Regions from separate parts of the Homo sapiens genome. Here region 1 is linked to region 2. The links are chromatin loops, found by intact Hi-C in ENCODE. Cell type or tissue: PC-3. All regions are shown on one strand. Links, peaks and the distances in the headings refer to the core of each region. The heading gives the core; the rest is flanking DNA.

What was found. A loop is a pair of places that touch in the nucleus more often than their neighbours do. Peaks named below come from ENCODE experiments on the same cell type or tissue, not always from the same donor. Only the 100,000 strongest peaks of a DNase experiment are listed, where the experiment ranks them.
Region 1: a loop joins it to region 2, with 6 times the contacts of the local background. A loop is called at or near these places in 4 of 110 quality-filtered maps.

Annotation. Positions count from the first base shown.
Region 1 is chrX:71,549,780-71,565,256 of GRCh38, reverse strand. It overlaps OGT (O-linked N-acetylglucosamine (GlcNAc) transferase), which reads right to left. Exons shown (of 22, transcript NM_181672.3): 6 at 10,665-10,744; 7 at 9,872-10,067; 8 at 9,163-9,303; 9 at 8,477-8,577; 10 at 8,152-8,305; 11 at 7,961-8,062; 12 at 7,585-7,764; 13 at 5,832-5,990; 14 at 5,580-5,669; 15 at 3,357-3,482; 16 at 2,240-2,410; 17 at 2,011-2,127; 18 at 1,758-1,928; 19 at 504-656. Among named protein-coding and RNA genes, the nearest start is that of GCNA, 21 kb to the left of the region's middle. In PC-3, for the core only: no CTCF peak of the experiment used is centred there; no DNase peak of the experiment used is centred there; H3K4me3 peaks cover 711 bases; H3K27ac peaks cover 1,643 bases.
Region 2 is chrX:71,473,759-71,489,235 of GRCh38, reverse strand. It overlaps a transcript of TAF1 not described here. Among named protein-coding and RNA genes, the nearest start is that of OGT, 52 kb to the left of the region's middle. In PC-3, for the core only: no CTCF peak of the experiment used is centred there; a DNase peak (open chromatin) is centred at 6,855; H3K27ac peaks cover 866 bases.

The DNA of each region.
Region 1 (15,477 bases), core at 4,316-9,315, 76 kb before region 2:
AGATTCTGTTTTTTAAAAAAAGGGCATAACCCAGTTGAGTCACATGTAAATAAATAAAATAAATTTTTTAAAAAGTATTTTTAAAAAAAATTTTTTTGAGATGGAGGTTTGCTCTTGTTGCCCAGTCTGGAGTGCAATGGCACGATCTTGGCTCACTGCAACCTCCACCTCCCGGGTTCAAGTGATTCTCCTGTCTCAGCCTCCCGAGTAGCTGGGATTACAGGTGCCTACCACCATGTCCGGCTAATTTTTTGGTATTTTTAATAGAGACGGGGTTTTGCAATGTTGGTCAGGCTGGTCTCAAGCTCCTGACCTCAGGTGATCCACCCGCATCAGCCTCCCAAAGTGCTGGGATTACAGGCGTGAGCCACTGCACCCAGCCAAAAAAAAATTTTAAAAAGAAATGAGCAGAACAGCTCCTAAATGGGAGTGGAAGGACCATCTTCAGCAAGAAGCTCTAGATACAAAATCTTTATTAGTCTCTAACATACTTGCATACTCACGTTTGCCCACATCTGCAAAGTAGAAGGGTCAATTTTATACAACTGATTAAAGTTACAGTATACGATGGCATCTTCTGGTAACCCGTACTGAGAACGGGTGGTTACAATAATGGTACGGGGAACCTCCTCTCCAGTTGCAGCCTTATTGTTGATCTAGAACAAGAAAAAAATGATGGTTATATTTAAAGGCAAAAGGAGTCCAATATTTCAATCCATAAGATCCAAAATGGTATAACCATTAAAAGTCACTGAACCATGAGAAAATATTCATGATATATGAAGTTTAAGAAAAGGCAAACCGTTGCAGCATTATCTTAAGTTGGGGGAGACTGCACTATGAAACTTCTTGCTCTAACCAAAAAAGGTCTCAAAATCCTATTAACGTTCCAACAGCTTTTGATCACTCTTTTCTTCATGAATGAAATGTCCTTTTCTAAATCACATCTACTCTTCAAGGCTAAATTACTCCTCCAAATGGTCTCTTCTCCCAAGAGTGTCTCTCTTCACATTGATCCTCACCGTTTCTGAGCTTCTACATACATAATTAGTTTCATCTTGTAATTCTCACACATTTGAGTACTGCCTTACATTGTTATATAACTATTCCAGGTGTGCAAGGACATCTATGACCTCTAGAGGTCAGAGATCTTTGCCTTACACTCTCTTGATAGAGCTACTTATTTAAGCATGCAATATATTATTTATTGAGTACATACTACATTACTGTGATTAAGACATGGGCTCAGTAATTCAATTCAGTAGAGGATACAAACACAGGGAATTATCATCTGTTGTGCTGTATGTAATGATATATTCCAAACATTACAGAGGTATAAAAGACAGGTACCAATGAAGTAGGGATGGAGACGTTAGCGGTAAGTACGGAAATGGATTCCTGGAAGAGCTGTCTGAACTGAACGTTTGAGTAGGATTTAGCTAGGGAAAGGATGGGTTTACAGAAGCAAGAAACTGTATGGAATCTACACATAGTTCATCATGTAAGAGAGTAAAGCCACAGGCAGGGAATAACAAGATATTAACACAGCAGTTTCTCAGTAAGTAATAATCTGCTGGCTGAATCCAGGAGACTTTTAAAATCAGACACACCTATATAAGATGCACGTTTCCACTAAACTCATTTCCTCATCCATAAAAATGGTGATAATGATACTTGCCTCCTAGAGTTATCATGAGGTTAAGGGAAATAAATGCATACTTGGCGGGACATATAATGGTGTATTATTATCTTCTCACCTGAGTAGTTGCCAGTCCATTGCTAATACTGAATCCATTAATTGTTATTTGAATCTGTCCTCGGTTAATCATTTCAATAACTGCTTCTGCAATAGTATTCATAGGAATAACAGGCATATTAAGAGCTGTGTTACTGCTATCTGCATTGTCTCCTCCATCAGGACACTTCATCTGAAAAAAAAATGCATCATTAGGGAAAAGATCGTGAATGCAGTTAACTTTATTTCAATGACAATACTGACTAGGTTCTGACCTTGACAATTTTCACATCTGGTAGACTATCAAGAAATGCTTTGAGGTCGATGCCATTCAGAACTATCCGATTGTCATAAATGTGCCCATTGGACTTAAAATCGATGACTGCTTTTTTCTAATGGAAAAAATAGTTTCAGACATGTCTTTTAGGATTTACATAGACAATAGCAAGGAAATAAAAAGCTACAGTTCTTTGAAATTCGTCCATAGCACTGTTTCATACCTACCTTCAGGTGAGGGAACATATTAGCATGATCACCAATAAAAAAAGTGTGGGGCATATAAGCCAATTTCTCGGAATACTGCTCAGCAACTTCAGCTGGCGAAGTTTCCTGATCAGTGATAATATAATCCATGAAAAGCGCACCACTCGTCCCAGGGTATCCCAGCCACATTGCCTTAAAAAAATCAGATCAAAAACTGATTAAGAACTTTTATCAGTACACTTACCTCTAAATTCATCAAGTCACATACATTAAATATGTACAACTTTTTGTATGTCAACTGTACCTCAATAAAGTGGTTTTTAAAAAAAGAACCTAAAGGTGCCAAAATTAAATAAGTAAATAAACAAGGAGGTCTAACTCTTTTTTAGAGACAGGATCTCACTCTGTTCCCTAGGCTGGAATACAGTGGTGCAATCGTAGATCACTACAGCCTCAAACTCCTGGGCTCAAGCAATCCTTCTGCCTCAGCCTCCAGAGTAGCCAGGATTACAGGCACTTGCCACACGCACAGCAAGGCTGACTTCTTTAGCCGAAAGCAATGAAGCAGTTCTATAAGAGAGACTCTTACTCTGTCACCTGGGCTGGAGTGCAGTGGCATAGTGATAGTTCACTGCAGCCTCAAACTCCTAAGCTTAAGCAATCCTTCCACCTTAGCCTCCCAAATAGCTGGGATCACAGAGGCACACCACCACTCTGGCTAATTTTTTAATTTTTTGTAGAGATAGGGTGTTTTGCTTTGTTGCCCAGGCAGGACTCAAACTCCTGGTTTCAAGAGATCCTCCTGCCTAAGCATCCCAAAGTGCTGGGATTACAGGCGTGAGCCACCATACCCGGCCTGTATTTCAGACTAACTTTCAAAATGCTAAAATGTTCTTCAAATTTGCAAGACAGAGTAACTGTTCATAGCCAACCATGAATTGCATGTCTCTATATACATGTACCTATAAGCACTGTGCTCTACACTCTTTTTGTCCTGTGCATTTCAACAACTTAAAAAAATTAAAAGTATGTCTGCCCTACAGTTTCAAATATCAGTTAACCAGAGGGAGGAAAAGCAGCACCTCACTGTATTCTTAGCCAAATACATGTTATAAGTGATGACTGTTAATTTGTTTACCTGAATAGGAGCTGGCCTGAGAGCAAAAAGCTCATTTCGAGCGCCCTTAGTATAGCCATTCATATTTACAAGGATATGAATTCCATCCTGATGGATGCGATCAGCTGCTTTTCCATTGCATGGAATCTACAGAATACAAAATAAGAACTCACTATGTATAATCTCAGATCAATTAGTTTTAATGACATTTAGTTTTAATGGCATTTAGTTTTAATGGCATTTAACATAATTCAGATTCCCAGATGGAAAAGAGGTAAGAACACAAATTAACTACATTAATTCGGGCACAAATATGGTTGACTGTCATTAAAATGGGCCCAAAGCATTAAAGAAACAGAACACAAAGGAAGGAGAGTTCACTTCTGGATTGAATGTATGAATAACAACATATCACAGAGAAATTGGTATTTGAAATTTGTAATCTTTTTTTTTTTTTTGGTAGGGATGGGGTCTCACTATGTTGCCCATGATGGTCTCAAGCAATCCTTCCACCTCAGCCTCCCAAAGGATTATACACGTGAGCCACAGCACCCAGCCTAGAATTGGTATTTGAAAATAGGTCTTCAAAGACGAATAGGAGTTTGAAGGAGTTTAACAGAATACAATCTCAGTAGAGAACAGTATGAATGAAGAACTAGAGTAAAGTGTGAGGGAGTTTAGAAAATGGTGAGTAGGCCGGGCATGGTGGCTCACATCTGTAATCCCAGCCCTTTGGGAGGCCGAGGCAGGTGGATCACCTGAGGTCAGGAGTTCGAGACCAGCCTGGCCAATGTGGTGAGACCCCGTCTCTACTAAAAATACAAAAATTAGCCGGGTGTGGTGGCAGGCGCCTGTAATCCCAGCTACTCGGGAGGCTGAGGCAAGAGAATCGCTTGAACCTGGGAGGCAAAGATTGCAGTGAGCCGAGATCGTGCCACTGCATTCCACCCTGGGCGACAAGAGCAAAACTCCATCTCAAAAAAAAAAAGGGTGAGTAATTCACTTCTATTTAGTATAGGGTATACAAGATGTTGAATGGTGAGTTAAAGTATTGACAAAGTTGTGGCAAACAGAGAAAGGTTACAAAAGCTATGCTGAAGAGTTTAGACTGCAATCAATCAGCAGTGAGTCCCTAAAGGTCTCAGAGGTAGAAAGAGGTATGCTTCTTGGTCACAAAGAGTCCAACTGTGTATCAAAAATGGCCAGGTATACTTTTGAAGCAACAGCTATACTGCAAAATTTGTTAGTACATACTATTTATTAAATGAGAAGTCTCAAAACCTTTCTGCTAGGACTTCAGTGATTCATATATATATACACATACACATGTATATTTATACATATATGCATACATATCATACCTGCATGTGTATGTACATACATACATGTGTGTACACACACATATAAAGAGTATATTATCTCTATTAGTCAAAGTGGCTAATAGAGTCTACAAAGAAAACACTGTAGCCTACATACTCAGCAAATTAATTCCCCCATAGGTTTCAATCTTAATTTATCATAAAACTTACTCTCCTAGAGGATACAACAATAGAACAAGTACAGAAATAAAGATAACCAAAGGCAAAGGCCCATGGAAACTGATGAACCATAGTTCATCTATTTTTTCTTTTTTTTTTTTTTTTTTTGAGACAGAGTCTTGCTCTTGCCAGGCTGGAGTGCAGTGGTGCGATCTCAGCTTACTGCAACCTCCGCCTCCCGGGTTCAAGCGATTCCCCTGCCTCAGCCTCCCAAGTAGCGGGGATTACAGGAATGCACCACCACACCCAGCTAATTTTTTGTATTTTAGTAGAGACGGGGTTTCACCATGTTAGTCAAGATGGTCTCATCTCCTGACCTCATGATCTGCCCGCCTCGACCTCCCAAAGTGCTGGGATTACAGGCATGAGTCACCACACCCGGCCCTATTTTCTTTAAAAGACCTATTTATTCTTCTCCCAAGTCACCATTTTGTCAATATTTATTAAGTATCTTCTGTCACAAGTGCTGGCTCAATCTCCAGAAAAGTTGTATGTCCAAGCACAAGCATAACACATTTCAGTTTCATTTGCAACCTCGGAAAAAGCCATGCTGATTAACACAAATGATCAAGGAAATAAGATCAACACAATTGCCTATATGTGGTACTACAGCATTTAATACTTATCATCAAAAATAAACTATATGCTAATAGTTTTATTTAAACTTGCTCAAAATAAAAAGTTAAAGTATGAGAGTTTCATCTACCTGAGAAAGATCAATGAAATGATTGGCTTCTGCCATCACCTTCACTCGGAAGTTTGTGCCATCGTCTGGGCTCAGGGCATAACAGAACACCTGAAAGGCAGCACATGGCATATTTAATAACATTGGCTCAAATCTTTCTGGCTCAAATCTTTCCAAAAGACACTAGGTTTCCATGCCTCATGGTGACAAGCCAACATTGTGGGTTTTTTCTTTTTTAAACAAATAGTGATTCTAGAGAAACACTAGTCTTACCTCAAATTTATCAGGATTGTGCATGCCTGGAATAGACTGCATAAGGTGAGAAGTAGGATGATTCCCAAAGTCGGAACTCACATATCCTACACGCAGCCGACCATCACTGAGCTTCAAGTCTTTTGGATGTTCATATGGTGGTTTATGAAGAACATTAATCTATCAACAGAATCCAATGCTTGTTAGTAAAATCTACATAAATTTTCATCTAGGAAAACTGACGAAAAACACACCAAACCTATACCTCACACCTGTTGAAAAAGGTCTGCCCAGAGCATTTAGTTAATATTGCCAGAGAGATGCAACCTCAGCACTTTATGTAATATGCTTCATACTTTGACCTGCTCCTGAGATCTATAAAGCATGAGCAAATCCCAGCGCTCTGGGAAGCCAAGGAGGTGGATCGCTTGAGGTCAGGAGTTCGAGACCAGCCTGGCCAACACAGTGAAATCCAATCTCTACTAAAAAAAAAAAAAAAAAAAAAATTAGCTGGGCGTGGTGGCACATGCTTGTAGTCCCAGCTACCTGGGAGGCTGAGGTGGGAGAATCGCCCAAACCTGGGAGGTGGAGGTTGCAGTAAGCCAAGGTTGTGCCACTGCACTCCAGCCTGGGCAACAGAGCAAGACCCTGTCTCAAAAAAAAAAAAAAAAAAAAAAAAAAGTACGAGCAAATCTAACACTTGTAGGTATGAAGCAGTATGGACAGAGCATGGTTTCCTCCCGCATTTTAGAAAATTCTATAGGGAAACATTTTCTAAAAACAAAATTATGGCTGGGGGCAGTGGCTCATGCCTGTAATCCCAGCACTTTGGGAGGCTGAGGCAGGTGGATCACCTGAGGTCAGGATTTCGAGACCAGCCTAGCATGGCAAAGCCCTATCTCTACTAAAAATACAAAAATTAGCCAGGCGTGGTGGCACACGCCTGTAATCCTAGCTCCTCGGGAAGCTAAGGCACGAGCATCACTTTAACCTGGGAGACAGAGGTTGCAATGAGCTGAGATGGCACCACTGCACTGCAGTCTGGATGACAGAGACACTATGTCTCAAAAAAAAAAAAAAAGTACACCTAGCACTCCAATCTATTATCCAACCTTTGATCCAATCCTTGATCAAGTACTGCTCTAATTCTCAAAGGTGAATACAAAATACCAAGCACTCCATTAAACATGATGGCTGGCCAGGCGCGGTGGCTCACACCCGTAATCCCAGCACTTTGGCCGGGCGAGGTGGGCAGATCACTTGAGCCCAGAGGTTCAAGACCAGCTTGGGCAACATAGCAAAACCCCATCTCTACAAAAAACACAAAATTAGGTGTGGTGGCATGCGCCTGTAGTCCCAGCTACTCAGGAGGCTGAGGTGGGAGGATCACCTAAGCTCGGGGAGGTCAAGGCTGCAGTAAGCCATGATCACACCGCTGCACTCCAGCCTGGGCGACAGAGCAAGACCCCGTCTCAAAAAAAAAAGAAAAAAAAGATAAAAGAAAAAAAAATTATGGCTTTCAACTTAAAGAAAAGTACCATCAGTCTATCATTAGTGTTTAAGTGAAGGAGTTAAGGATTCCGTCTTATGAAGTGCAGGGGGTTATACTCAGGACACAATGGAAGGGGTTCTGAAGTGGCCCACAAAAGTTTTATTTCTCGACTTGGGTGGTGTTCACTTTATAATCGTTCATTAAGCCACAGATTTGATTTTTACAGTTTTCTGTATTTGTGTTTTAGTTTACAACAAAAAGATTAAAACAAAAGAATCACACCTTATCTAAGCACAGGTTGCCGTGCCTCTCAGCAATAGCCTTCCTGAAGCCATGAGAAAGAGGATATAGCATACTATGATGAGGATGCACAGAAGGCAACCTATTCTTCTCTAACTGGTCAGCCACAATACTGACCAACTTCTTCATTCGCTCATCATAGTCTGTCCAATCACAGACAATCTAGAGAAAGCAAAAACAAGTTATTATCCAGAAAGTCCTATCCCAGGATTTAATATTTGATATGTCTTTGGCCTAAAGTAATGTCAGATAGCCTATTAAAAATACTATTTCCAGTCAGGCTTGGATTCTTATGGCATACAACAATTAAAAAGCTATTACAACACTGAGAGCCAATTACTGGCCTGTTATTCTTTACCTGCAGGCAATGAGCCAAGTTACAATAAGCATCAGGAAAATCAGGCTTAAGTTTCAGAGCCGTGCGGTAAGAAGCTATGGCTTCTGGAATATTCCCTGAATCCTGGAAAATAAATAAAGCAGGATGGTAAAAAATTTCCAAAAGTTAAATTTTAGGTGTTAAACTGCACATATTATAATAAACAGTAGTACCTTATGAATGGAAGCCAGATTGCTATGTGCATCTGCAAATGCAGGATTAATTTGGATGGCACGCGTATAACACTGCAAGGCTCCCTGAACATCCTGCATCTCCTTTAGAGTGTTTCCCATATTAGAGTAGGCATCAGCAAAGGTAGGACTGATTCTAAAAGAGAAGCCAAAGGTTTTATTTCTCCAATACAAAAATCTTTAACCCACTGTAATGCTAACTTATTCCGTTGTTATTTAAAGCCATTTTAGCATCTGCAATGTGCCGAATGTCAAACATTTTAAAATTAAAAATAATTTTAAAAATAAGGCTGTTAGTGTCTCTTACCGAATAGCCTCCTTATAATGCATCAGAGCTTCCTGCAGTTTTCCCTGCTGCTGCAGTACACTTGCTAAATTTGAATGGGCAGCAGCAAACTCTGGGAAGACCTATAAAGAGTCAAGATCAGAACTGAGGTTAAAAAAATTGCTAAAGCAGCAGTAATAATTCACCACAACCTTAAGAACTTTGCTCAAGTACATTTAAACCCCTAAATTTGTCTCTACTTTTTCCAAGTCTATTCATTCTCAAATTCTACCTCTTCCTCTATTTTATACCTCTTCTTGTTTCAAACATAATGAGGTACACCTCTTCTCCTCTTAGTTTATCCTGACCACTCCAACACCACTGAAATCTCTCTCTGCTAAACTCCTACCACATCTACTAACCACTACCATACAGCCATCAGGCACTAAGATTATATACTTATAAGTAACTTCTCTTGAACTGTGGGTTAATGTTTAATTTTTTTGTACAGATCTTATCCACAGAATAATGAACTCTGAATGCAGGGATTTTCTGGAATGTCACATAGGGCCTCACATCATACCTTAGGTACTCAATTGTTACTTCAATGAATAATCCTCTTGTAAATGATTCAACCACTATTTTTACAAAAGAGGTGGATGATGGTAAACTTAACTGCTTTCCCTCTACTATCATGCTAAATGCCCAGCTACACCACCCTCACATACTTCTAATGCTTTACGATACAAGCGAACTGCCTCTTCAATGTTTCCCTGTTCTCGTTTGATATTGGCTAGGTTATTCAGAGAGTCTGCATGGGTGGGACACAGACGGAGAGCTGTATTATAACAATCTTCTGCTTCAGCAACCTAGAAAACAAAACAAAGTCTTCAAAAACTGTACAGAATCATAAAGCCTCCACTGATACTGTTCTAATAATTGTTTAATTAAGCCTAATGGCTGGTAATGCTACAGAAAATTGATATTTTTTGGTATTCTTACCCTCAACCAAAACTCTAAAGTAAACCAATATACCATCTCAATACTTGTACAAAAGACTTTCCTTTTTTGCTGTTTTTTGGTTTTTGTGATTTTTTTGAGACAGAGTCTCGTGCTCTGTTGCCCAGGCTGGAGTGCTGTGGCACAATCATGGCCCACTGCAGCCTCAACCTCCCAGGACTCAATCGATCCTCCCACCTCGGCCTCCCAAGGAGCTGGGACTACAGGTGTGTGCCACCATGCCCGGCTAATTTTTGTATTTCTTGTAGAGACAGGGTTTCGTCATGTTGCCTAGGCTGGTCTCGAAACCCTAAGCTCAAGCAATCCTCTGATCTCGGCCTCCCGAAGTGCTGGCATTACAAGTGTGAGCCACCACACCTGGCCAGAAAAGACTCTTAATCCTACCAGATAACAAATAGAATGAGTAAAAATCCTTACACTGCCCTTCTCTTTGAGAGCATTGGCTAGGTTGCAGTAAGCATCAGGGAAATGTGGTTGTAGTTCGATAGCCCGCCTGTAGGTGTCTATTGCCAGATCTATCAGGCCTTGCTCATAGTATACACAAGCCAGGTTGCCGTGCACCACTGCGTGATTTGGACTCAAACTTAGGGCACGAAGATAAGCTGCCACAGCTCTGTAAATAAACACACACACACACACACACACACACACACACACACACACACACAAAATGTAACTCATGCTTAATGGATGGTTTGTTACAACTCATTCAAGCTGTACTATATCAAAATATATCAAGTAATTGTAATTAATTACATAATTCATGCTGTATTATATTTTAACCTCAAACCAAAATCACACCTTTATAAAATGTGTCTTTACACTGGGAAGTTTTCTACTCCCACATAAAAAATAGGCTTTCCTTTGACAACAACAAAAAATTTAAAAGTCTGGATTTACTTTGCTTTCTAAAATCAGGTCAAAGGAATAATTTAGTCTAAGAAAGAATCATTTCAACCATTTTAACAATAAAAAAATTTCAACTAAACTCCCAATGAGAAGGATAACGGCTTTGAGGAAAGCCAACAACAAAAAGTCAGGCAACGAACAACATCTATAAATAAAAGGCAACACAGGACATGGGCAGAGAACAACGTGCTAGAAAAGGCAAATATGCTTCAATGGACTATTGTCATCATTTCGGTCCAAACTGTCAAGTGTCAATACAACAAAGATTCAAGAAAATTTATTAAACAGAACATTCTCTCACCTGTCAAAAATGCGTGCCTCTTTCAAGACATTTCCTAAATTGATATAAGCATCCAGAAAGTTTGGGTCAAGGGTGACAGCCTAAAAATTTCAAGACAGTTAGTTACTCAGAGCAAGTTAGGATTTCACCAGATCAACTTCCCAATTACAATTTTTTTACTCCAAGGTCCTTGCAGACTTTCAATTACATTTCATTTTAATAAACCAATTATTTATTTAGTGTCTTCTCATTATTTTTACAAACCTCAACATTATCAAAATAACTTCTCATGCCTCATGTTCTCATGAGCAAAATGGGTCCTGAAGAGAAAAATTAAATATTGGGCCTGCTCCAATTTCATTAAACTGAACACTTCTAATGATTGGCCCTATTTTATTCACAATTAACCAGTCTAACTCTTCTGAAAAATAGTGGCAAAAGAGGCAGCAAACTCTTACTGAAAAGGTAAATATATACCTCAGTTGTATGCATACAAACTACATGCTCAGCAAGACCTTATTAAGACATGCAATTAGAGCTGTATACACAGTAAGATACAATACTTCAAGGAAATACTAACCATTACACGGTGTCATCCAAATAGCTGTCATGTTGTCTAGAGCAGTGATTCTCAACCTTGGCAATATATTAAGAATTTACCTCCTAGAAAAGGTACCGAGGCTCTATCACAGGCCAGTTAAATCAGACCCTCTGAAGATAGGGTCAGGATATTCAGATCTTTTATAAGCTCCTCATGTATAACCAAGGAAGAGAAACACTGATCAAGAAAGATACTCCTACAGCATGGTAAATGCAAACTTCAATCAAAACACCGGCCAGGTGCAGTGGCTCACACATGTAATCCCAGTACTTTGGGAGGCCGAGGTCGGACCACTTGAGGTCAGGAGTTCAAGACCAGCCTGGCCAACATGGTGAAACCCCATCTCTACTAAAAATACAAAAATTACCTGGGCATGGTGATGTGCAACTGTAGTCCCAGCTACTCGAGAGGCTGAGGCATGAGAATGGCTTGAACCCGAGAGGCAGAGGTTACAGTGAGCCAAGATTGCGCCACTGCACTCCAGCCTGGGCAACAGAGCAAGACTGTGTCTCCAAAAACAAAAAACAAAAACAAAAAAAAACACACACACCGAAAAGGTATTTGATTAAGACACTGAGTAATTGTATGTTTATTAAAGACTGATAAAGAACACTTCATCTGCTGGGCGCGGTGGCTCATGCCTGTAATCCCAGCACTTTGGGAGGCCAAGGCGGGCAGATCACTTGAGGCCCGGAGTTCAAGACCACCCTGGCCAACATGGCGAAACCCCGTCTCTACTAAAAAATACAAAAAATTAGCCGGGCATGGTGGCTCACGCCTGTAATCCCAGCTACTCAGGAGGCCGAGGCAGGAGAATTGCTTGAACCTGGGAGGCGGAAGCTGCAGTGAGCTGAGATCGTGCCACTGCACTCCAGCCTGGGCGACAGAGCGAGACTCTGTCTCAAAAAAAAATAAAGAAAGAACACTTCATCTTCACTTAGATGACAACTCTGTAGTAAACACGGCATGATGCATTTAATTTAGATTGTCTATAGTGATAGATGTCCACCCCAAGAACTTTTAAACTTTATAATAGAAATGTTTAAACATATACAAAAGCAGAGGAACATTACGTCCAAGTCTCCATTATCCATTTTCAACAATTCATATATCATGTTTGATCTTATTTAATCTATACTCCAACTTACTCCCCCTCTTCGCAGATCATTTTGAAGCAAAGCCCAGACATATTCCATTCAAAAATACTTCAATATGTATCTCAGGGACAACACAAGAATGCTTTTTCCTCCCAACCTAACCACAATACCATTATCATACCTAACAGAAAAAAAAAAAAAAAAGACAGCAATTCCTTCATATTAAATATCAGCTGGGCGTGGTGGCTCATGCCTGTAATCCTAGCACTTTGAGAGGCCGAGGCAGGCAGACTGCCTGAGCTCAGGAGTTCAAGACCTGGGAACATGGCAAAGCCCTGTCTCCACTAAAAATACAAAAAGCTAGCCGGGCATGATGGCGCACGCCTGTAGTCCCACCTACTCCGGAGGCTGAGGCAAGTGAATCCCTTGAGCCTGGGAGGTGAAGGTTGCAGTGAGCCAAGATCACACCACTGCACTTCAGCCTGGGCGATCAAGTGAGACCCTGTCTCAAAAAAAAAAAAAAAAAAATCCATTCAGTGCTCCAATTTCTCATTAACTGAGTCAGGATCCAAATAAGACAGATATAATTTGTCAATGTGCCTCTCTGAGTTTCTTTTAATCCTTTAAAAGTTTGTGTGTTTATTTATTTATTTTTGGAGACGGAGTGTCACTCATTATTTATTTTTGGAGACGGAGTGTCACTCACTCTGTCGCCCAGGCTGGAGTGCAGTGGCACGATCTTGGCTCACCGCAACCTCCTCCTCCTCCCGGGTTCAGGCAATTCTCCTGCCTCAGCCTCCTAAGTAGCTGGGATTACAGGCACACGCCACCGCACCGCACCCAGCTGTTTTTTTTTTCTTTTGTATTTTGAGTAGAGATGGGGTTGCACCATGTTGGCCAGGCTGGTCTCGAACTCCTGACCTCAAGTGATCCACTCGCCTCAGCCTCCCAAAGTGCTGAGATTACAGGGGTGAGCTACCGCACCCGGCCTAAAAGTTTAATTTAAATCTCCATTTTTATTACAATTTGTTGAAGTAAGAAGGTCAGCTTCCCAAAGTTTGAATTTTGCTGACTGCATCCCTATGGTGTCCTTTAACATGTTTCCTGTCCCGTGTATATCTCCTGTAAATTGGTAGGTAGAACCAGAAGCTTAATTAGGTTTGTGTTCTTTTCTCTTTGTGCAAGACTACTTCACTGGTGAAATTGTTTACCACAAGGTACTTAATACCTGATTGTATCTCGTTTTTGTCACTGATAAATGCTTTAACTTTTTTTTTATTTTTTGAGATGGAGTCTTGCTCTGTCGCCCAGGCTGGAATGCAATGGTGCAATCTCAGCTCACTGCAACCTCCACCTCCCAGGTTCAAGAGATTCTCCTGCCTCCGCCTCCTGAGTAGCTGGGATTACAGGCTCCTGCTACCATGCCTGGCTAATTTTTGTATTTTTAGTAGAGATGGGGTTTTGCCATGTTGGCCAGGCTGGTCTCGAACTCCTGACCTCAGGTGATCCACCTGCCATGGCCTCCCGAAGTGCTGGGATTACAGGCGTGAGCCACCAAGCCCGGCCTAATAAATGCTTTCACTATTAATGGTGATATTCTATCATTCCTTCTTCACTTATTAGCTAGAATGCTTTTATAAAGAAAAGCTTCCCCCATCAACTATTGGGTTACTCTATGGTCTAGTTCATACAGGAGAGGGAAGACATATGCTTTATTCTTTTAATTTTTAAATTTAAAGTTGATATATAATTGTGTATATTTATGGCATACAATGTGATGGTTTGATCCACGTATACATTTTAGAAAGAGTCAACCAAGCTAATTAACATAGCCATCACCTCACTAACTTATTTTTTTGTGGTTGAGGACATTAAAAACCTATTCTTTTTGCAATTTTGAAATATACATTATTAACAACTGTGGTCACCATGCAGTACTACAGATCACTAAAACTTATTCCTCCAGTCTAACTGAAACTTTGATCAATATCTCCCTTTTCCCCATCCCTCCTCCACCCCCCCAAGCCTCACCACCCTTCTACTCTCTGTTTCTATGAAATCAACTTTTTTAGATTCCACAAATAGGTGACATAATACAGTATCTACTTTCTGTGCCTGGTTTATTTCACTTAGCATAAAGCACAGATAACAAAAGCAAAAATATGCAATGAGATTGCATCAAACTAAAAAGCTTCTGCACAGTAAAGGAAACAATTACACAGAGTGAATAGGCAACCCCGGATTAGGAGAAAGCATTTGCAAACTATACAACTGATAAAGGGTTAAGAAGCTCAACTCAGTAGCAAATACGCCCATTAAAATACGGGCAAAGGATCTAAACAGACATTTCTCAAAAGAAGAGGTACAGGCCAGACACAGTGGCTCATGTCTGTAATCCTATCACTTGGGGAGACCAAGGTGGGAGGATCACTTGAGCCCAGGAGTTCGAGGTTGCAGTGAGCTATTATGGCGCCACTGCACTCCAGCCTGGGCAACAGAGCAGGACCTCATCTCAAAAAAACAAAACAAAACAAAACAAAAAAAACAAATGGCAAGCAGATATATAAAAAATATGCTCAACATCACTAATCATCAAGGAAATGCAAAATAAAACCATGAGTTAGCATCTCACACTTGTTAGTATAGCTATCATCAAAAGGACGAATAATAACAAGTGTTAGTGAGGATGTAAAGAAAGGGAAGCCTTGTAACTGATGGGGGAAGTATAAATTGGCACAGCCATTTTGGGAACTAGTATAGAGGTTCCTCAAAAACTTTATTCTTCTCTTTTTAACCAGTTTTCCAAATTAATTGTTCCTTGTAAGTCTTCCAAAGATGACCAATGAATTTTTTAGCATAATTATAAGCTCATAGATTTAAACATACTTGATAAGTTTTAGTATATTTCAGTTATTATTCCTATTGATGCTCAAGTCTGCATCTTTAGCCAGTGGGAGCCTCCTCAAGTTGCTTCCTGAGTCCTTTTGATGCAAAGTAATATGTCAAAGCTTCCTTGCTTTCTGGTATGACAAGACATTCCAAAAATTTTTTTTAAATTCCTGCCCCAGACCTGGAATCTGCCTTTTCACCAAGAAGCCCTGCTTCTTTAAAGCCCATTTATAAAAATCATTTTTAA
Region 2 (15,477 bases), core at 3,876-8,875:
GCCAAGATTGAGTAATTCACCCTACTGCCTAAAACAATAGCAACAAAAGGGACAGACTATATAAAACAATGGTTTCCAGACACTGGACATCAGGCGGCATATGATAGTGACAAAAGAAAGGAGAGAAACAAACTAGATGAATTTTTTGTGTGTGTTTTTTTTTTTTTTTCAGACAGAGTCTTGCTCTGTTGCTCAGGCTGGAGTGCAGTGGTGCGATCTCGGCTCACTGCAACCTCCATCTCCCAGGTTCAAGCGATTCTCCTGCCTCAGCCTCCTGAGTAGCTAGGATCACAGGCGTGCACAACCATGCCTGGCTAATTTTTGTATTTTTAGTAGAGATAGGGTTTCACCATGTTGGCCAGGCTGGTCTCGAACTCCTGACCTCAGGTGATCCACCTGCCTCGGCCTCCCAAAGTGCTGGGATTACAGGTGTGAGCCACCGTGTCCAGCACAAGATGAGTCGTATGAGTGCCCTAGCATACTGCCTGGAGAAAGTTTCTAGGCCACAGTGCAGAGAGGAGGAACATAGGCAGAGCCTAGCAGTCTCTCTGAGCTAAGAAGAAAGACTTGGAAGACTAGGAGGCCAAGGTAGCTAAAGTTCACTGGACAGAAAACTGGAGAAAAGATAGCTGCACAGAGAGAAAGCTCTGGAGATCTGCAGAGGATGTCTCTTAAGTCTTCAGCTGGGGATTGGTCAGTGCATGCCCACAAAGAAACTACCTACCAGCACTTTGGGAGGCTGAGGTGGGTGGATCATGAGGTCAGGAGTTCGAGACCAGCCTGGCCAATATGGTGAAACCCCATCTCTACTAAAAAATACAAAAATGATCTGGGTGTGGTGGCGCACAACTGTAGTCCCAGCTACTCGGGAGGCCAAGGCAGGAGAATCGCTTGAACCCGGGAGGTGGAGGTTGCAGTGAGCCGAGATCATGCCACTGCACTCCACCCTGGGCAAAAGACTGAGACTCCGTCTCAAAAAAAAAAAAAAAAAAAAAAGAAACCACCTAAAGCTAAGGGAAGAACCACCTGAAGGGATTAGAGAGAAAAATACTCAAAGATCACACAGGGACCAGAATAGTTTGTGTTCCCACCAGCCTGATTGTGGGTGGGAAAACTTCATAAAACACTGGGTAGAATACTTCCCCAGTAGAGCAACAAATCTAGTCCTAGATTAAAAGGCTACTTTTTGATCCTGGCTTAAAAATCAACTAAACAAACAAGAGCTTAAAAGCAAGCATTTAAAAAGGTCAAACTGTTTCCAAATAACTTAACTTCCCAGAACAAAGCTTACACATATTTACAGTAGTACAGAAATACCCAGCACCTAACAAGGTAAAATTTTTAATGTCTGGCCTCCAATAGAAAATTAACAGGCAAGCAAAGAAGCAGGAAAATGTAATCCACCATGAGGAGAAAAATCAATAGGAACTGACCAGAGATGACATAGGTGATAAAGTTAATAGACAAGGATAATAAATGGTTATTATAACCACATTCCAGATGGTGGAGGAAAAATTGAGCATGTTAAGTAGAGATACAGGAGATATTTAAAAAGATAAACTTCTAGAGATAAAAAAGGCAATGTCTAAGTTTTTAAAAAATATTTTAGATGAGGCCAGGTGCGGTGGCTCACGCCTGTAATTCCAGCACTTTGGGAGGCCAAGGCAGTTGGATCACCAGAGGTCAGGAGTTTCAGACCAGCCTGGCCAAGATGGTGAAACTGGTCTCTACTAAAAATACAAAAATTAGCTGGGTGTGGTGGTGGGCACCTGTAATCCCAGCTACTCGGGAGGCCAAGGCAGGAGAATCGTTTGAACCCAGTAGGCAGAGCTTGCAGTGAGCCAAGGTCGCGCCACTGCACTCCAGCCTAGGTGACAAGAGCGAAACTCCGTCTCAAAAAAAAAAAAAAAAAAAAAAATACATACATTAGATGGGACTAACAGCAAATTAGGTACTACAGAAAAAAAGATTAGTGAACTTGAAGGCATAATAATAGAAACTATTGGAATGAAGCATAGAGAAAAAAAGACGGAAAGAAAGAACAGATCATCAATGAGCTGGGGGGCAATCCCAAGCAGCCTTCTATACATGTGATGGGAGTCCCTGAAGGAAGAGGGGTGGATAAAAAAAAAAAAGGCTGAAATTTTTCCAAATGTGATGAATACCATAAACACAGGTCCAAGAATCACAACATACTCCAAGTACAGTAATTATGAAGAAAATTATACCACCAAGAAGAGCAAACTAAACCCAAGAAGAAAATAATAAAGATTAGAGAGGAGATAAACAAAAATAGAAAGTAGACTAATAATACAGAGATTCCAAGATCAACAAAATTGACAGAACTTTAACTAGATTGACTAAGAAAAAAAGGCTCAAATTACTAAAATCAGAAATGAAAGAGGAAACATTACTACCAACGTTACAGAAATAAGAAGGATTATAAGAGACTATAATTATTGGATAACCTAGATAAAATGACCAAATTCCTAGAAACACAAACTACCAAAACCGAGTCAAGAAAAATAGGAAATCTGACTAGACTTACAGCAAGTAAAGAGACTGAACCAGTAATCAAAAATTTCCAGCCAAGCTTGATGGCTCACGCCGGTAATCCCAGCACTTTGGAAGGCTAAGGCAGGAGGGTCTCTTGAGAGACCTGCCTGGGAAACATGGTGAGACCCCTGTCTCTACAGAAAAAAAAAAAAAAAAAGATAGCCAGGCGTGGTGGTGTGCACCTGTAGTCCCAGCTACTGGGACTGGGGTGGGAGGATTGCTTGAGCCCAGGAGTTGGTGCTGCAGTGAGCTATGACCAGGCCACTGCACCCCAGCGTGGGTGACAGAGCAAGATCCTGTGTCTAAAACAAATTAAAAAAAATAATTTTAGGCAGAGCACAGTGGCTCATGCCTATAATCCCAGCACTTTGGGAGGCCGAGGCAGAAGGGATCTTTTGAGCCCAGGAGTTCCAGGCCAGCCTGGGCAACATAGAAACATAGATTTCGCGCCTCTACAGAAAATCAAAAAATTAGCGGGATGCCTGTAGTTTCAGCCACTCAGCAGGCTGAGGTGGGAGAATCACCTGAGCCCGAAAGGTCAAAGCTGCAGCGAGCCATGATCACGCCACCCAGCTACACGAGAGGCTGAGGCACGAGAATCGCTTGAACCCAGGAGGTGGAGGGTGCAGTGAGCAGAGATTACACGACTGCACTCCAGCCTGGGTGACAACGCAAGATTCTGTCTCAAAAATAAATAAATAAATAAATAATAAATAAATAAAAAGAAAAAACGTAGGGGGAAATATTAATGACCTTGGATTTGGCAATGAGTTCTTGGATATGACTCAAAAGTACAGGTAACAAAAGAAAACTAAGTCAATTGAACTTCATCAAAATTAAAAATTTTGTGCATTAAACAACAATAGCAACAGAGTAAAAAGGCAACCTATAGGATTGAAGAAATATTTGCAAATCATATATCTGATAAGGCATTAATATCCAGAATATATAAATAATTCCTACAACTCGACAACAACAACAAACAACCAAATCTAAAAATGAACAAAGGATTTGAACAGACACTTCTCCAAAGAGAATATACAAATGACCAATAAGCACATGAAAAGATGCTCAACATCACTAGTCATGAGAAAAATGCAAATCTAAACCACAATGAGATGCCACTTCACACTCATTAGGAAGGCTATTATAAAACATACGCCTGCACGTGCACACATAGAAAGCAGCAAGTGTTGGTGGGATTGTGAGGAAATCAGAGCCCTTATACATTGCTGGTGGGAGTGGAAAATAATGCAGTCACTGTGGAAGACAGCTTGGCAGCTCCTCAAAAAGTCAAACATAGAATTACAATATGACTCCGTAATTCCACGCCTAGGTATATATTCAAATGAATTGAAAACAGGGACCAATAATGTACTATAGCTATGCAAGATGTTACCATTTGGGGAAGCTCGGTGAAAAGTATTGGGATCTCCATACTACTTATTTACATTTGTCTGTGAATTTACAGTTATTTCAAAATCAAAAGTTAAACCAAAACCATGCATTGACCTCACTGTTTCCATGGATCAGGAATCCAGGCACTGCTTAGATAGTCTTACAGTTCAGGGTTTCTCACAAGGTTGCAGTCAAAGTGTTGGCCAGGACTGAATTCATGTCAAGGTTCAACTGGAGCAAGATCTACTTCCACATTCACTTTGTGGTTGTTAGCAGGGTATAAAGTACCTTGTGGACTGTTGGACTGAGGGTCTCAGTTCCTTGACATGTTGGCTTCTCCACAGGGGAGCTCACAACAACACAGCAGCTGGTTTCATCAGGGTATTGAAGTTCATCACCTTGAAGCAAGCAAAAGAAAGCAAGAGCATACCAGCAAGACAGAAGTCATGGTCTTTTGTAACCTAGTCTTGCAAGTAATAGCTCCATCACCTTTACTGTATTCCATTTGTTATATCATCGGGCCCAGCCCACACACAAGAGGAGGGACTTATACAAAAGCATAAATACCAGGAGTTGGGGATCACTGGGGACTAGCAGTCTACCTCAGTAGCCAAATAAAACACTTAAAGGATGAATAATAAGTTAATTTTGGCCAGGCGCGGTGGCTCACACCTGTAATCCCAGCACTTTGGAAAGCCAAGGCAGGCGGATCACCTGAGGTCAGGAGTTCGAGACCAGCCTGGCCAATATGGTGAAACCTGTCTCTACTGAAAATACAAAAATTATCTGGGTGTGGTGGCAGGCACTTGTAATCTCAGTTACTTGGGAGGCTGAGGCAGGAGAATCACTTGAACCCGGGAGTCGGAGGCTGCAGTGAGCTGAGATCACACCACTGCACTCCAGCTTGGGTGACAGAGCAAGACCCCGTCTCAAAAAAAAAAAAAAGTAATTTGACCCACCAGATACAATTAAATGCATAGTAATTAATATTATAGTGGTCCAGAAAGAAAAAGATTAAGTGGAACTCAATAGAGTCCAGGAGACTCAAACATTGTTAAAGCAAAAAATTGGAAAATTAAATGTCTATCCATAGGATGTTTTAAAAGAATGAGGGCTGGATGTGCTGGCTCACGCCTATAATCCCAGCACTTTGGGAGGCTGAGGCCAAAGGATCACTTGATGCCAGGAGATTGAGACTGGCCTCAGCAACATAGTGAGACCTCATTTCTACAAAAAATAAAAGAAAAAAGAAAAAGAAAAGAATGAGGCAAACTGGGGAAACCTGAATAAAGATTGGTGAATCATATCAATGTCAATATCCTGGTTGTGATATTTGCAAAATGTTGCCATTGGGAGAAACTAGGCAAAGTGTACAAGGAATCTCTATTATTTCTTATAAATATCTCAATAAAATTTTCAATTAAAAAATGGGTTCCAAGTCACTGCAGAAGAAAAAAAATAATGAGGGATGTGTGTGTATATATATATATATATATATATAGAGAGAGAGAGAGAGAGAGAGAGAGAGAGAGAGAGAGAGATGTTCACAATATATTATGTGTAAAAAGCAAGTTGGAAAATACAGTAGTCCCCTTTATCCGAGGTTTCCCTTATCCACCTCTAAGTGTCCAAGTGAAAGGAAGAGCCACACAGCTCTTTATTTATGTATTTATTTATTTGTTTGTTTGTTTGTTTGAGACAGAGTCTCACTCTGTTACCCAGGCTGGAGTGCAGTGGCACAATCACGGCTCACTGCAGCCTCAACCTCCTGCTCTCAGGGGATCCTCCCACCTCCGCCTCCTGAGTAGCTGGGACCACCACGCCCAGTTAATTTTTTTCAAAGGGAAAAAAAAAAAAAGATGTTATGGAAATAGCAAGAGAACTGGAATTAGAAGTGAATCCTGAAGATGTGGCTGAATTGCTATAATCTCATAGTAAAATTTGAATGGATGAGTAGTTGCTTCTTATGGATGAGCAAAGAAAAGTGGTTTCTTGGCCAGGCGTGGTGGCTCACACCTGTAGTCCCAGCACTTTGGGAGGCTGAGGCAGGAAGATCACTTGAGCCCAGGAGTTCAAGATCACCCTGGGCAACACAGTGAGACCCCATCTCTACAAAAAAAAAAAAAAAAAGAAAAGAAAAAAAAAAAAGCCAGTCATGGTGGCACATGTTTATAGTCCCAGCTGCTAGAGAGGCTGAGTTGGGAGAATCACTTGAGCCCAGGTGGCATGAGCCATGATCATGACACTGCACTCCAGCCTGGGTGACAGAGCGAGACCCTGTCTCAAAAGAGGAAAAAAAAGTGCTTCTTGAGGTGAAATCTACTCCTGGTGAAGATGCTATGAGCAATATGGAAATGACAACAAGCGTTTAAAATATTACATAAACCTAGTTGATAACACACTGGCAGAGCTGGCGAGGATTGACTCCCATTTTGAAAGAAGTTCTACTGTGGGTAAAATGCTGTCAAACAGCATCACATGCTACAGAGAAATCCTTTGTGAAAGGAAGAGTGAATTGATGCAGCAAATTTCACTTCTGTCTTCTTTTTAAATATTGCCACAGCCACCCCAACCTTCAGCAACCACCACCCTGATCAGTCATCAGCCATCAATATCAAGCCAAGACCCTCCACCAGCAAAAATATTACCACTCACTGAAGGCTCAGATGATCATTAGCATTTTTTTAGCGATAAAGTATTTTTAGACGTGCTATTGCACATTTAATAGACTACAATATAGTGTAAACATAACTTATATGCACTGGGAAACAAAAAAATCCCTGTGACTCACTTTATTGTGATATGTACTTTATTGCAGTGGTCTGGAACTGAACCCACAATATCTCTGAGGTATGCTTGTGTTGTTAATTGTCCACTCAAGAGCCACCCCCTCCACTTCTTATTTGCCAAAATAACCCATATATGTGCAGGGAAGAAATATGCCCAACCCCAATATGAATCATGCTTTGTCTAAACCTGTTTCCATTTGTGAGATTCACAATTGTACAACCTTAAAGCTGCAAGTTGCCATATTGTCCAGTATTGGCCATGAGATAAAGGGAAGTGTGTTGATAGTGGGAGAAAGCTTGTGCTTTCATGATATAAGGGACAGCCATAGTGCCACTACTTTCTCCAGTTTCCTTCCCCAAACATGAATGTGATTACTAGAACTAAAGCAGCCATCCTGTGATCATAAGGCAACAAGCACGAAGGCCGAAAGCCAACCTGCTAAGGAGGGTTAAGCAGACAGATGGAGATTGAATTCTTGATGCCATTGCTAAGCCTTTGAACCAAAGCCAACAACTACCTATCTCTGGACTTCTTATATGAGAAAAACAAATACCTACTTATTTAAGTCAAGTTTTTTGTTACTTATAACCACACAAATGGCATCATGTCATTTTCCTACTTAAAACCCATCAATAGGCCGGGCGCAGTGGCTCATGCCTGTAATCCCAGCACTTTGGGAGGCCGAGGCAGGCGGATCATGGGGTCAGGAGATCGAGACCATCCTGGCTAACACGGTGAGACCCCGCCTCTACTAAAAATACAAAAAATTAGCCGGGCATGGTGGCATGCACCTGTATTCCCAGCTACTCAGGAGGCTGAGGCAGGAGAATCACTTGAACCTGGGAGGCGGAGGTTGCAGTGAGCCGAGATCGTGCCACTGCACTCCAGCCTGGGCAACAGAGCGAGACTCTGTCTCAAAAAACAAAAACGAAAACAAAAAACATCAATTTCAGGGTAGAGCCCATTCCTCACGGAATGACATATAGTTTCCATCAAGATTTGACTCTGGTCTCCTTTCCAGCTGCATCTTCTACCATTATCTCAGATATTCCAAATCAAAGATCCATTATGAAATATATTCTTAAGCATCCATACCTATAGATATGTGGTTTTCTGTGGAATGCCTTCATGATTTGTACAATTAAATAACTCTTTTTATCTGTCAAATATCAGTCCAATGGTTACTTTTTGTGTGTGTATGTGTGTGTGTGAGAGATGGAGTTTCACTCTTGTTGCCCAGGCTGGAGTGCAATGGCACGATCTCGGCTCACTGCAACCTCCCCCTCCCGGGTTCAAGTGATTCTCCTGCCTCAGCCTCCCGAGTAGCTGGGATCACAGGCATGCACCACCACGTCTGGCTACTTTTTGTATTTTTAGTAGAGATGGGGTTTCGCCATGTTGGCCAGGCTGGTCTTGAACTCCTGACCTCAGGTGATCCGCCCGCCTCGGCCTCCCAAAATGCTGGGATTACAGGCGTGAGCCACCGCGCCCAGCCCATCCTGTCCCTTCTCTAAACACTTTTCACCATCTCCATTACTATCAACCTCAACCAAGCCACCATCATCTCCTGCCTAGATTACTACAATAGCCTCCTAAGTACCCCTTGCATGTGTTTTCTCTTTGCCTGGAATGATCTTCCCCCAGATAGCCACATAATTTATTCCTTCACTTCATTAATTTCTCTGTTCAGATGTCACCTTCTCTGAAAGGCCTTTCCTGATCACCTTATCTAAAATAGCAACTCTCTCCTCCTTAACACATACACATTCTCTTTATACCATTATATTACTTTAGTGTTCTTTATAGTACTTATCACCACCTCACAGATATTTATTGCCTCTCTCCACCTCCATGAAAGGACTTTTGTTCAATGCTGTATTTCCAGCACTTAGATTAATCTTGGTACGTAGTATTCACTTAATAAATATTTATTGAATGAATATATGAATTATTTCTGGCTTTTAGAAGAATGGGTAACTACATAATTGAATAAATATATCTCTGTACCCCAAGGCCCAGCATACTACCGGGTACATAGTGGGAATTCAATAAATGTTTGTTGAATGAATCAAGGCTGTAAACATGCTCATAAGTCTTTCTCTTTTTTTAAGAGACAGGATCCATGGTGGGGTGCAGTGGTGCGATCATAGCCCACTGCAACCTCAAACTCCTGGGCTCAAGGGATCCTCTTGCCTCAGCCTCCCGAGTAGCTGGGACTACAGGTATATGCCACCATGTCTGGCTAGTTTTGTTTTTGGTTTTGTTTTTTGAGACAGTCTCAGTCTGTTGCCCAGGCTGGAGTGCAGTGATACAGTCATGGTTCACTGCAGCCTCAAACTCCTGGGCTCAAGTGATCCTCCCACATCAGCCTCCCAAGTAGCTAGGACTGCAGGTGCACACCACCATGCCCAGATAATTTTTTGATTTTTCACAGAGACATGGTCTCGCTATGTTGCCCAGGCTGGTCTAAAATTCCTGGGCTCAAGAGATCCTCCCACCTGGGCCTCCCAAAGTGCTGGGATTACAGGCATGAGCCACCACAGCCGGCCTCATAGGTCTTTTAAAAATTTTCTGGTTATCCCATTTCTCCCTTTAGCTATTACTATCATTCTCCTTCCCCTGATAGCCTAGCTGCTTTCTCACCTTCCAGTCACTTTTTTTTCAGCTTAAAAACTTTTATGAAATATATCACAAATACAAAAGTATATCTGACATTTATGGTAGATAAAAATCTCATATATAATTTAAAGAATAAGAAAATGAACATCTAAGTGCCCACCAATCAGCTTACAAACCAGAACATTACCAGAGCCTCTGAAGCTCTCTGGATACCCTTCTGAATTGCATTCCTTTCCTTCCCTGCAAGATATAACTGCTATTAGGAATTGTACTTTTTTTTCTTTTTGTTTATTTATTTTTTGAGACAGAGTCTCACTCCATCACCCAGACTGGAGTGGAGTGGCGTGATCTCAGTTCACTGCAACCTCCACCTCCCGGGTTCAAGAGATTCTCCTGTCTCAGCCTCCCAAGTAGCTAGGACTGCAGGCATGCGCCACCACGCCCGGCTAATTTTTGTATTTTTAGTAGCAATTGGGCTTTGCCATATTGCCCAGGCTGATCTTGAACTCCTGGCCTCAAGTGATCCTCCTGCCTTGGCCTTCCAAAGTGCTGGGATTACAGGCATGAGCCATCATGTCTGGCCAGTAATTATACTTTTCTTTATGGCTTTCTCACCCGTGTTTTTGAACCTTATATACATAGAATCATATCATATGAATTTTTCTGAACTTTCCTTCCACATTATGTTCGTGGGACTCATCTATGTTGATATTTGTATCTGTAGGTATTTTTACCAATGTATAGTTTTCCCTTTTATAATAATACCATAATTTACTAAACCATTCTCTTATTGAAGAACATTTGAGCTATTTTCAACTTTTTGCTATAAAGATCAGTGCAGCTATTAACACTCTTGAATTCTTGTACATGTCTTCTGGTACGGTGGTGCAAGAATTTTTCTAGCATATATACCTAGGGGTAGAATTGCTGATTAAGTCAGCTAGGTGCAGTGGCTCACGCCTGTAATCCCAGCACTTTGGGAGGCCAAGGCGGGCGGATCACCTGAGGTCAGGAGTTCAAGACCAGCCTGGCCAACATTTTCACGTTTATTGGCTATTCCTGTTTTCTCTTCTGTGAAATGCTGCTTTATGTTTTTTGGTCAGTTTTCATTGGATGGCTTGTCTTTTTCTTACCGATATATTGTCTTACATATTTTTTTTCAGAATTTAAAAAGAATTTTTGCTAAAGATAGACCTCCCTATGTTACCCAGTCTGGTCTCAAACTCGTGGACTCAAGCAATCCTCCCATCTCTGCCTGTCAAAGTTCTGGGATGCTGAGATTACAGGTGTGAGCCATCGCACTTGGCCAGGATTCTCTTGTTTTTGTTTGTTTGTTTGTTTGTTTGTTTGAGACAAGGTCTTGCTCTATCACCTAGGCTGGAGGAGTGCAGTGGTATGATCATAGCTCACTGCAGCCTCGAACTCCTGGGCTCAAGTGATCCTCCTACCTCGGCCCCCAAAGCATTGAGATTACAGGCATGAGCCACCGCAGTTGGCCAGGATAGTTATTCTTTTTTTGAGAAGGGGGTTCACTCTTGTTGCCCAGGCTGGAGTGCAGTGGCGTGATCTTGGCTCACTGCAACCTCCACCTCCCGAATTCAAGCAATTCTCCTGCCTCAGCCTCCCAAGTAGCTGGGATTACAGGCACCCACCACCACGCCCAGCTAATTTTTTTGTATTTTTTGTAGAGATAGGGTTTCACCATGTTGGCTGGGCTAGTCTCGAACTCCTGACCTCAGGTGATCTGCCGGCCTCAGCCACCATGCCTGGCCCAGGATAGTTATTCTTTATCAGTTATATGAATTGGAAACATCTTCTGCCAGCCCATCACCTTTTAAAATGATGTCTTATGATGAACAAAAGTTTATTTATTTATTTAGAAACAGAGTCTTGCTCTATCACCCAGGCTGGAGGGCAATGGTGTGATCTCGGCTCACTGCAGCCTTTGCCTCCTGCGCTCAAGTGAGTCTCCTGCCTTAGCCTCCCGAGAAGCTGGGATTACATGTATGTGCTACCATGCCCAGCTAATTTTTGTATTTTTAGTAGAGATGGGGTTTCACCATGTTGGTCAGGCTGGTCTCGAACTCCTGACCTCGAGTGATCCACCTGCCTCGGCCTCCCAAAGTGCTGGAATTACAGGCGTATGCCACCGTGCCCGGCTTCAAAAGTTTATATTTTTTAACACAGTTAAATGCATCCAAATTTTATTTTATGATTTGCCCTTTATGTTATTGTCTAAGAAATCCTTTTGTATACCAAGGCTATAGAAATATTCTTAGTGGGCACAGTGACTCACACCTATGATCCCAGCACTTAGCACTTTGGAAGGCTGAGGTAGGAGCATCGATTGAGGCCAGGAGTTTGGGACTGGCCTAGGCAACATAGTGAGACCCTGTCTCCATAAAAAGTACAAAAATTAGCCAGGCAGGTGTCATGTGCCTGTAGACCCAGCTATTCAGGAGGCTGAGATGGGAGGATCAATTGGGCCCAGAAGGTTGAGGCTGCAGTGAGCTGTGATTGCACTATTGCAATGCAGCCTGGGTGACAGAGTGAGACTCTGTCTCAAAAAAAAAAATTAAAATTAAAAAAATTTTTTAAATTATCTTTTATTTCTCCTAAAAGATCTAAAATTTTGGCCAGGCACAGTGGATCATGCCTGTAATCCCAGCACTTTGGGAGGCTGAGGCAGGTAGATCACTTGAGGTCAGGAGTTCAAGACCAGCCTAGCCAACATGGTGAAATCCCATCTGTACTAAAAATACAAAAATTAGCTAGGCATGGTGGCAGGCACCGGTAATCCCAGCTACTCGGGAGGCTGAGACAGGAGAATCACTTGAACCTGGGAGGTGGAGGTTGTAGGGAGCCAAGATTACACTACTGCACTCCAGCTTGGGCAACAGAGCAAGACTCAGTCTCAAAAAAAAAAAAAGTCTAAAATTTTTGCCTTGCACATCTAAGTCTTTTATCCATCTAGATTGATTTTTGCGTGATGTACGAGGTAGGGATCCCATTTCATTTTTTTCCTATATAGATAACCAACTGATCTAGCACTGTTTATTGAATAATCTGCAATGCTACCTTGATATTTACCAAGTTTCCATATGTGTTCAGGTCCGCTTCTAAGTTCTCTACTCTATTCCATTGCTACATTTGCCTATTCCTGTGCCAATCCCAAACTCTTAACTGTTGCTTTAAAATGTCTTTTTTTTTTTTTGAGGGAGAGAGAAAGAGAGAGAGGGTCTCACTCTGTTGCCCAGGCTGGAGTGCAGTGGCATAATCATGGCTCACTACAACCTCAAACTCCTGGGCTCAAGCAATCCTCCAACCTCAGCCTCTCAAGTAGCTGGGACCACAGGCGTGTACCACCATGCCTGGCTAAATTTTTTTGTATGTGTTTTTTGTAGAGATGGGGTTTCATCATGTTGCCCAGGCTGATCTTGAACCCCTGGACTCAAGCAATCCTCCCACCTCCCCTTCCCAAACTGCTAAAATTACAGGCATGAGCCACCACACCCAGCCTAAAATAAGCCTTGATATCCGAAAGGGCAAGTTCCAGTTCCCTCACCCTGTTTGTCTCCTTAGTTATTTTTGGTCAGTTCCTCTTCCATATAAAGTGTCGAATCATTTTGTCAAATTCTATGAAAAACCTTATTGGAATTTTGATGAAACTGCCTTGGAATTCATAGATCAATTTAAGATATCTTTTCATCTGTGTTAGTCCGTTTGTGTCACTATAAAGAAATATGTGAGGCTAGATAATTTATAAAGAAAAGAGGTTTAATTGGCTCACGGTTCTCTGTAGGCTGTACAGGAAGCGTGGTGCTGGCATCTGCTTCTGAGCAGGTCTCAGGAAGCTTACAATCATGGCAGAAGCTGAAGGGGAGCCAGCATGTTACATGGTGAAAGCGGGAGCAAGACAGAGAAGGGGGAGGTGCCACATTCTTTCAAACAACCAGATCTCAGTGAACTAATAGAGAACTCACTCATCACCAAGGGGATGATGCTAAGCCATTCATGAGGGATCTGCCCCCATGACCCAAACACCTCGCACCATGCCTCACTTCCAACATTGGGGATCACCTTTCAACGTGAGACTTGTAGAGGACAAACATCAAACCATATCAACATGTTTACTATATTGAGTCTTGCTATTCATGAATCTAGACTGTCTCTCCACTTATTTAAGTCTTTAATATCTTTCAGTAAAATTTCATTATTTTCTTCATAAAAGTCTTGAAAATCTTTTATTTAGATTTATCCTTTTTCTTTTTCTTTTTTTTTTTTTTTTGAAACGGAGTCTCGCTCTGTCACCCAGGCTGGAGTGCAGTGGCACGATCTCGGCTCACTGTAACCTCTACCTCCCGGGCTCAAGTGATTCTCCTGCCTCAGCCTCCTGAGTAACTGGGACTACAGGCTCCCGCCACCATGCCTGGCTAATTTTTTGTATTTTTAGTAGAGACGGAGTTTCACCATATTGGCCAGGCTGGTCTCAAACTCCTGATCTCGTGATCCGCCCGCCTCAGCCTCCCAAAGTGCTGGGATTACAGGCGTGAGCCACTGCGCCTGACGCCTCTAGCTTCTTCTACCTTTGCCCTCCCATTGAACATTGGGTCTTTTCCCAAGTTCTCCCCTTGGGCCTGATCTCATCTCCGTAACTTTACATTCTGTCCATTAGCTAATGACATAACAACCCAGCCTTTCTCCTGAGCTCCACTATTTCCAGCTACTTACTGAACATCTCCACTTGGATGTCTCCCAGACATCTCATTCACCAAATTTGACACTTAATTCATTACCATCTTCAACCCAAAACCTATTCCTTAAGTTCTTCCACAATCATGTCCCACCCCCATCCCTGATTTCCTAAGACAAAAACCTGGAAGAATTCCACTCTCCCCTTTGCCTATTACACTCCCAGAAACTCTAGCAATATTTCAGTTCCTCAAATACACCAACCTCTTTTTTGCCTCAGAGCCTTTGATCTTACTATTCCTTCTACCTAGAATGATCTTCCCCTTGCTCAATGCACGGATGGCTCTTTCTCATCTTCAAGTCTCAGCTAAAATGCCACCTCATTATTAGACACCTTCTCTGTCTACCTATCTAAAGTAGGATGGCCTCTACTCCAACCCAGCCACAATTACTTCAATGCATCACCTTCTTTTACTTCTCACAGTTTGTGTTTACTTGTTTATTGTCTGTTCTTTTCCACTGGAATGCAAGCTCCGTGAGAATAGGATTTATATCCATGTTTTCCATGCTATACTGCCAGAGCCTAGAACAGTGTCAGGTGCATGGTGGGTACACTATATTTATTGACTGGATGAATGAATCCTATATGCCTCCTTATTCCTTGTCTGCCAATAATAGTCAGTCACCAAATGCAGTTGAGTCTACCTCCTAAACATCTCCCAAATCTAGCCCATATTCTCCAACCCAGTCATTGCTTTAATTGAAGCACTCATCACCTCTCACCTTATAGTCTTATAACAGGTGCTTTTTCCCCAAGCCTGGCTCCTTCCCTAATACATTCACTACATTAAATATATACATACTCTGAAACCAGGGCTAATCTCTCTGCGACCAAACTAAATCTAATCACATCCTTCACCTGCGTAAAATTCTGCATTGTCAATCACGATCAAGTCCAAACTCCTTACCATGGCCCATAAATCCTTTGAGGACTCTTGCTTGCTTGCTTGCTCTCTCTCTCTCTCTTTCTTTCTTTTTTCAGAGTTTTGCTCTTGTCACCCAGACTGGAGTGCAGTGGTGCAATCTTGGCTCACTACAACCTCTGCTTCCCGGTTTCAAGCGATTCTCATACCTCAGCCTCCTGAGTAGCTGGGATTACAGGCGCCCGACACCACGCCCAGCTAATTTTTGTACTTTTAATAGAGACGTAGTTTCACCATGTTGCCTACACTGGTCTCGAACTCTTGACTTCAGGTGATCACCCTCCTTGGCCTCCCAAACTAGTGGGATTATAGGCATGAGCCACCGCGCCCAGCCAGAGGACCTGTTTCATAATCTGCCCTGCCTTCTTCACCTTTCCCCAACCCTCACCTTCCTTCCCTATATACCCAATGCTCCAATTATACTGGGCTACTCGTAGCT